2 separate regions of the Homo sapiens genome follow, and region 1 is linked to region 2. Evidence: read pairs that join two places in POLR2A ChIA-PET (ENCODE). Cell type or tissue: OCI-LY7. All regions are shown on one strand. Links, peaks and the distances in the headings refer to the core of each region. The heading gives the core; the rest is flanking DNA. Region 1 overlaps DNTT (DNA nucleotidylexotransferase). Region 2 holds the start of BLNK (B cell linker).

The links. ChIA-PET counts read pairs that join two places held together with the same protein. Peaks named below come from ENCODE experiments on the same cell type or tissue, not always from the same donor. Only the 100,000 strongest peaks of a DNase experiment are listed, where the experiment ranks them.
Region 1: POLR2A ChIA-PET joins it to region 2 with 10 read pairs; 2 of 35 experiments call an interaction of 5 or more read pairs at or near these places.

Annotation. Positions count from the first base shown.
Region 1 is chr10:96,323,146-96,326,062 of GRCh38, reverse strand. It overlaps DNTT (DNA nucleotidylexotransferase), which reads right to left. Exons shown (of 11, transcript NM_004088.4): 6 at 1,674-1,797. Among named protein-coding and RNA genes, the nearest start is that of DNTT, 20 kb to the right of the region's middle. RefSeq lists a silencer at 58-127 and an enhancer at 1,242-1,803. In OCI-LY7, for the core only: CTCF peaks have their summits at 1,146 and 1,354; a DNase peak (open chromatin) is centred at 1,372.
Region 2 is chr10:96,270,255-96,273,171 of GRCh38, reverse strand. BLNK (B cell linker) reads left to right here and starts at 1,603. Exons shown (of 17, transcript NM_013314.4): 1 at 1,603-1,820. The coding sequence starts at 1,774. RefSeq lists enhancers at 449-548, 2,658-2,707, 2,738-2,857. In OCI-LY7, for the core only: no CTCF peak of the experiment used is centred there; DNase peaks (open chromatin) are centred at 829 and 1,571; H3K4me3 peaks cover 2,500 bases; H3K27ac peaks cover 2,500 bases.

The DNA.
Region 1 (2,917 bases), core at 295-2,794, 53 kb before region 2:
TTGACATCCATGAAAGTAATTTAATTGGCTTTCCTTTTTGGTATGGCAAGGCGACTAACTTATTACAGGAAACTTATCACACAGTATAAGGTTAAATATGTGCTGCTATAGTTCATAAACTGACTTTTCAAGGCAAACGTGGCATGTGCACGCTCAAGCCTCAGGGAACTGCAATCAAGTGCAAATATGAGTAAAACTGGATCAGGTTATCCATCTGACCATGAACTGTCCTTTCAATATGTTCAATTAGCTTACCCTTCACAGTATTCTAAGCTATTCCCATTGGCAATTCCATTCATTGTAGTGCTGCTCCAAGGGGTGCCTATAACTACTTGTGGGGGTATAAGTATAATGGGAGGGCATTCCTTGATTTCTGCATAGAACTGGTAGCATTAAACAGTTAGATGGAAATCACTGATTGACTAAATGAATAAAGCTGTTTCATTCAAAGGGTTGGAAAAGCTCAACAGGAAGAACAAAAATCCAGTTTACAAAGCTAGGGAATTGGAAGCCCTTAGATCCTGAGAGCACTGGACGTCATTTGATAAGGGTTTCATCCAAATGAAACACTATATTGCCTCCCAATTTCTCTCTAAGCATTGAGAGTCTTTACTCATCATTCCAAACCATTTACTTGCTACTTATGTTTAATACTTATTTAAATTTCTTTTGAATGGCATCTTGAGAACTGGTGTAAATCATCCTTATTAAACGTGTGCTTTCAGGGTCCTGGAATATAAATACTGGATCTTTTTTTCTTAGACTCTTTTATTTCCTATGTGGCATTGTATTATTAGCAATCTTTCAAAGATTAGCAACTTTACAAAAAATGAGTAGGGACTATGGCTGTGACTCCTTTTTGAATCACAACTGTATTGTATTTTTATTGCTTGTTAAAAGTAAACATTTTTTTAAACACACAGTTTTTTTCACACTGTATTGCCATTCCTTCATTTTTAAAAAACTTACTGGGAGCCTCATAAATGGAAGTGACCAGGCTACCTTCAACCTCTGAGAGGCCCTGCCAGGCTTTCAGGTGGGTGATGACAGCACTCATGTCCCACCACGGTCTTGTCTTAGGCGAAAGAGTCCTGGTTGGGTATATCAACCCTGTGCCTAGATTTCCACCAGTTCCCTTCTATTTTCCTGGTGTTTTACAGTTTCTAGGGCATCTTCACATTTGTGCCAGGCAACAACTCTGTTCAAGTATTCTTAGCAGCCAACCCTTCTGTCTTTGACTCTTCACCCACAACTCTTACCCAGGGAGACAGCCAGGACCCAATGTCCGGAAGAGTCAGTAAGGACCAGATCAGCAGCACAACCTGGCTTGACATTTGGGTGAAGGACCACAAACAGCCACAGTGGAGGGCGCCTTTGCTCTGTGTCAGACACAGTGCTGAGGCATTGCCTGCATTATCTGATTGACTTCTCAGCTAAGTATCAATGTTATCTCTCTTTCATAGATTAGGTAACTAAGGTTCAAAGGTTTTAACCAACTTGCTCAAGATCACACAGCTGGAAACTGCTGGAGCTAGGATTTAGATCCAAGCATCAATGGACATCAAAGAAGTGTCCCAGCTCTCCCAGATTGGAGTTGCAGTGTAACTGACTTAGAGCTCCACCACGACCCGACCAGCCCATAGCAACAATGACTTTTAGGAGAGACAATTTACCTGCTTTCTGCATTCGTGTAAATTTCAGGCTTTTGTCCGACCTTACTTTACTCAGAGTTCTGAAACCCATCCTGAACCACTTCTCAGAAGTCTTCAGCCCCACTCCAAATACAGAAGTAAAGAGCTAAAATGGAGGGAAAGGCATGCCATCAGTCTCTAAGATAATCATTATAACATCCGAGTCATGACCCTTTCTAGGTCTCAGGCAATGAAGAAAAAGTATAAGCAAATCTTTGACCTAGTTTCTCCTGAATATAACGAGCAGGTGGGTGATGGTTATTTTTAAGGGCATTTTTTATTTCAGGTGAGTCCTTTCTTGACATGTGGCATTACAAAATGAAACAGAAGTAACAAGCAGGTTCTGGCACCTGTGCAGGGCTAAGGTATAGTCTAATTGACGGCCTGCCTGTGCTGTCCATGAGTGATACGCTAGCTCTATAGGGCTCTCCCTTTTGCTGGGTCTCTCACCGACACTCATGCTCTGCATAGGTACCCTCACATTTTGAAAAGAGATGCTCATGTAGGTTATATAGTTTCTCCACCATCATACAGGTGGGAAGTGGCACAGCCCAAACTTAAACCCTGGTCTGTTTACACTCCAAGCCTGTGCTCCTGCTCATGGCCATATTTTAGGCCTGTACATCACTTTTGCTTTGAAGGAACTGGTGGAAGTCCCTTCCACCTGCAACTCTAAGGTAGGGAAAATTGGGAGGTAATAAACCCTGCTTCCAAGTAAATGAAGATGCAGTAAGGAGATTTTCAGACACAAATCTGCTCTTTAAGAGCAGTTCCGTCCTGTCCCCACCAACCCCCCCATGGTCCTCATGTCCCATGATGTTTGTACCCATGAGTGACAGACTCTTGGAGGGTAAGGCAATTTGTACATCACGACAGCATGGCAATAATCTGGGCACCTGAATTTATTTAGGCATTTTCTTCCTAGACCAAAGCTATGGACGGAATTCCCCCTCCCAACCCATTTGTATGTTGAAGTCCTAATCCCCAGTATGACCGTATTTAAGACAGGGCCTTTGAGGTCATGAGAGTGGGGCTCTCATGATGGGATTAGTGTCTTTTTGTTTGTCTTGTTTTTGAGACAGTCTCACTCTATCACCCAGGCTGGAGTACAGTGGCATGATCTCAGCTCACTGCAACCTCTGCCTCCCAGACTCAAGTGATTCTCATGTCTCAATCTCCCAAGTAGCTGGAATTACAGGCATGCCTCACCACACCTAATTTTTGTA
Region 2 (2,917 bases), core at 312-2,811:
ACATTGTCTGCTCTCTTGCTGGCCTGGCCAAGTCAGTGTCCTGGCCAAGCAGAAGGGCCCCACCCTTCAACAGCTCTGAAGATTCTGCTCCTAAACATCTGGTCAAACCAGAAATTCATAGGCAGTGATGAATGTGAATAATCAAGGTTACCTGGAAAAAGACAGAACATCCATTTGTGCAAAGAAGAGGCACAGGAGGGAAGAAATCCATCCACGGTTTCCACCTCTACCACTGCCGCTGTTCCTTCTCCCCCTCCTCCTCTGTCTCCTCCTCCTCCGCTTCTTCTTCCTCCTCCTCCTCCGCTTCTTCCTCCTCCTCCTCCTCCTCTTCCTCCACCTCCTTCTCCTCTTCTGTCTTCTCCTCTTTCCCCACTGTCTTCAGCCAGATCTTGGGTCTGCAACAGGAGAGGTAACTGAGAGCTCTTTACTTTGTCCTGCTGTGTATTCTGACCCAGGAGAAGACTGGTTCCCTTGATAAATGTTGGAAACGTGTACTTTATTCCACAAGGGTGAGCAGGGCATTCTCAATGGCTGCAGAAAAGTGTGTCCAGGTACAAAAGGTCACTTCCCTCCCATTTTCTTCCTCCTTGACCCTGGACTGCGGGCTGCTCTTTAAACAACAGGTAAATCAGCATTTTTCAGATTAGGCAGAAGGAAATATAAAGTCTTCCAGGAGGGAAGTAGAGTTCTCTGAATAGGTTCAGCCCCTACAGGTATGGCTCCCTCCTCCCAGCCTCACCCCACCTGTCTGACCTTGAGATGGCCTCGTGTCTGGCGTGTCACTGGGTGTGATGAGCAAGTGGTGGACAGGACAGAAAGAGGCAAATGCAAGGAGGGGAATGGCATTCTGCTTTTAGGACTTCAGAATGGCCTGATGTAGGAATTGCATTGTTGTGAAACTGTTAGATTTGTTCTCATCTGACTTTTGGGTACATCCTGGTTTGTTTGAAAGCATCTGGCTATCGGCGAGGTAACTCCTGACTCTATCAGGCAATAAGGAGGCTGCACATCTGACGATAGAGTTCATCTCCCCTTTCCTGAGTCATCCATCCCTACCCCCAGATGAACAGAGAATTGCCCATCCCATTTTAAATAGAGCTCCAGAAAAAGAGATACTCTAATTCTCTGAGTAAACTGTTACCACCATGCCACTGACAACCTGATATTTATTTTTAAACGTATTGCCCGCATCGGGGGGTAGGAAAAAGCACAAAAATGCCATTTTTATATAATGGTTCTATAAGTAGAAAAAGCTTATCCATAACTTTATGCAAATAAGCAGAAAGTCTCCAAGAGAGGTTCAGATGGACTTGATTACTCTGCTTTTCCTTGAGCCCAGGAAGTTCCCAGTTATAGCATGCACCTGCTGGAAACAGACTATATGTGTTTGGGACAAACAGGAAGTAGTGACCAGCCAGAAACTTGTCCTAACCTGGTTACAAATCTGATTGTAAAAGAAAGCAGCTGGAAAGAAATTTGCCTGCCCAATAGGTTTCATTATTAAAGTTTACACAAAGTGGAGTAATCACCAAGCTGGCTGGCTATCCAGATCACATGATTATGTAGAAACATGAAACTTGACTATGTGCTCGGGCAAGTTTTACTTCTCCCTAGAGCAGGGGTGTTTGCCAGCAGCCTGCACTCTCAGAAATCAGACTTGAGTGGCCGGAACCCTTGAGACCAGAGGCTTACCATGCTGCTCCCTAGGAGGGCCAGGAACTGCTGACGTGACCACTGGACAGTTATTCGTGTCTCTTACAATTACCAAACAGAATGGACAAGCTTAATAAAATAACCGTCCCCGCCAGTCAGAAGTTGAGGTAAGATTTTCCCCACCCAATACCCTTCTTCATCTCCTTTTTTTCCCCCCAGTGCTCTTATGGCATCTCAGAAATACTGAAATCCTGGAATGCTTTGCTAGTTTCCAGTGGGTGGCACTTACTATAGGGAAGTGGACTGAGCTTTTAGGGAAAGCATTGGGTGGCACTTGCTATAGGGAAGTGAACTGAGTTCTTAAAGAAATGTGTAGGAACAAGAGAGACTTGCTTTAGCTGCCTCTTACAATAAAGTGTAAAGCTCTGGAAAGATAATAAAACAAATGCCAAGGGCTTAGATTCTACTGAAGGTCAACTTTTAGAATCTGAATGCAACCAACTTTTCTAAGGAAGGGTTTCTCTAAACTGAGTCCTCACCCATTTTATTGCAGGTTACTATTTAATTTTAAGGATAGCTGTAATCATTTGTTATTCATTGTTTTATTGTCTCATTTATTTTGTGGGTGTATATGACAAGTGTGTTTGGGGGGATTAGATCTGTCTTTCCAATGCCCTCATGTCAATGTAACAATATCCATAACAAGCCTCTCAAAAAGAATAAACCAGAAGCGGCCCCATGGGCGTGAGTCAAGGAGCTATGGAAAAGACAACTTCCCCAAATTTTGCTTTTGAAGGTCTTCTTTTTGTCTCATTGTAATGGCATCATGGCTTTCAGAGACTGGAACTTTTAAAGTTCTGGGAGTGCAGTTTTTTTTTCACATTTTTTAACAGTTTTTTTTTTTTATTATACTTTTAAGTTCTGGGGTACATGTGCAGAAGGTGCAGGTTTGTTACATAGGTATACACATCCCATGGTGGTTTGCTGCACCCATCGACCTGTCATCTACATTAGGTATTTCTCCTAATTCTCTCCCTCCCCTAGTCCCCCACCTTGACAGGCCCCGGTGTGTGATGTTCCCCTCTGTTCAGGGAGTGTTTTCTATTCTGACTACATATTAGAACTTAGCCAAATGTTCAGGGGGTGATGTGACACATGTAGCAGACAAGTAATCACAGATAACAATGAGCCAGAGAATTGAAGCTTTTGAGACAATATTTAAGAGAAAGTCTGGATTGGCAGAGGGACAACCCTTCACAGTAGA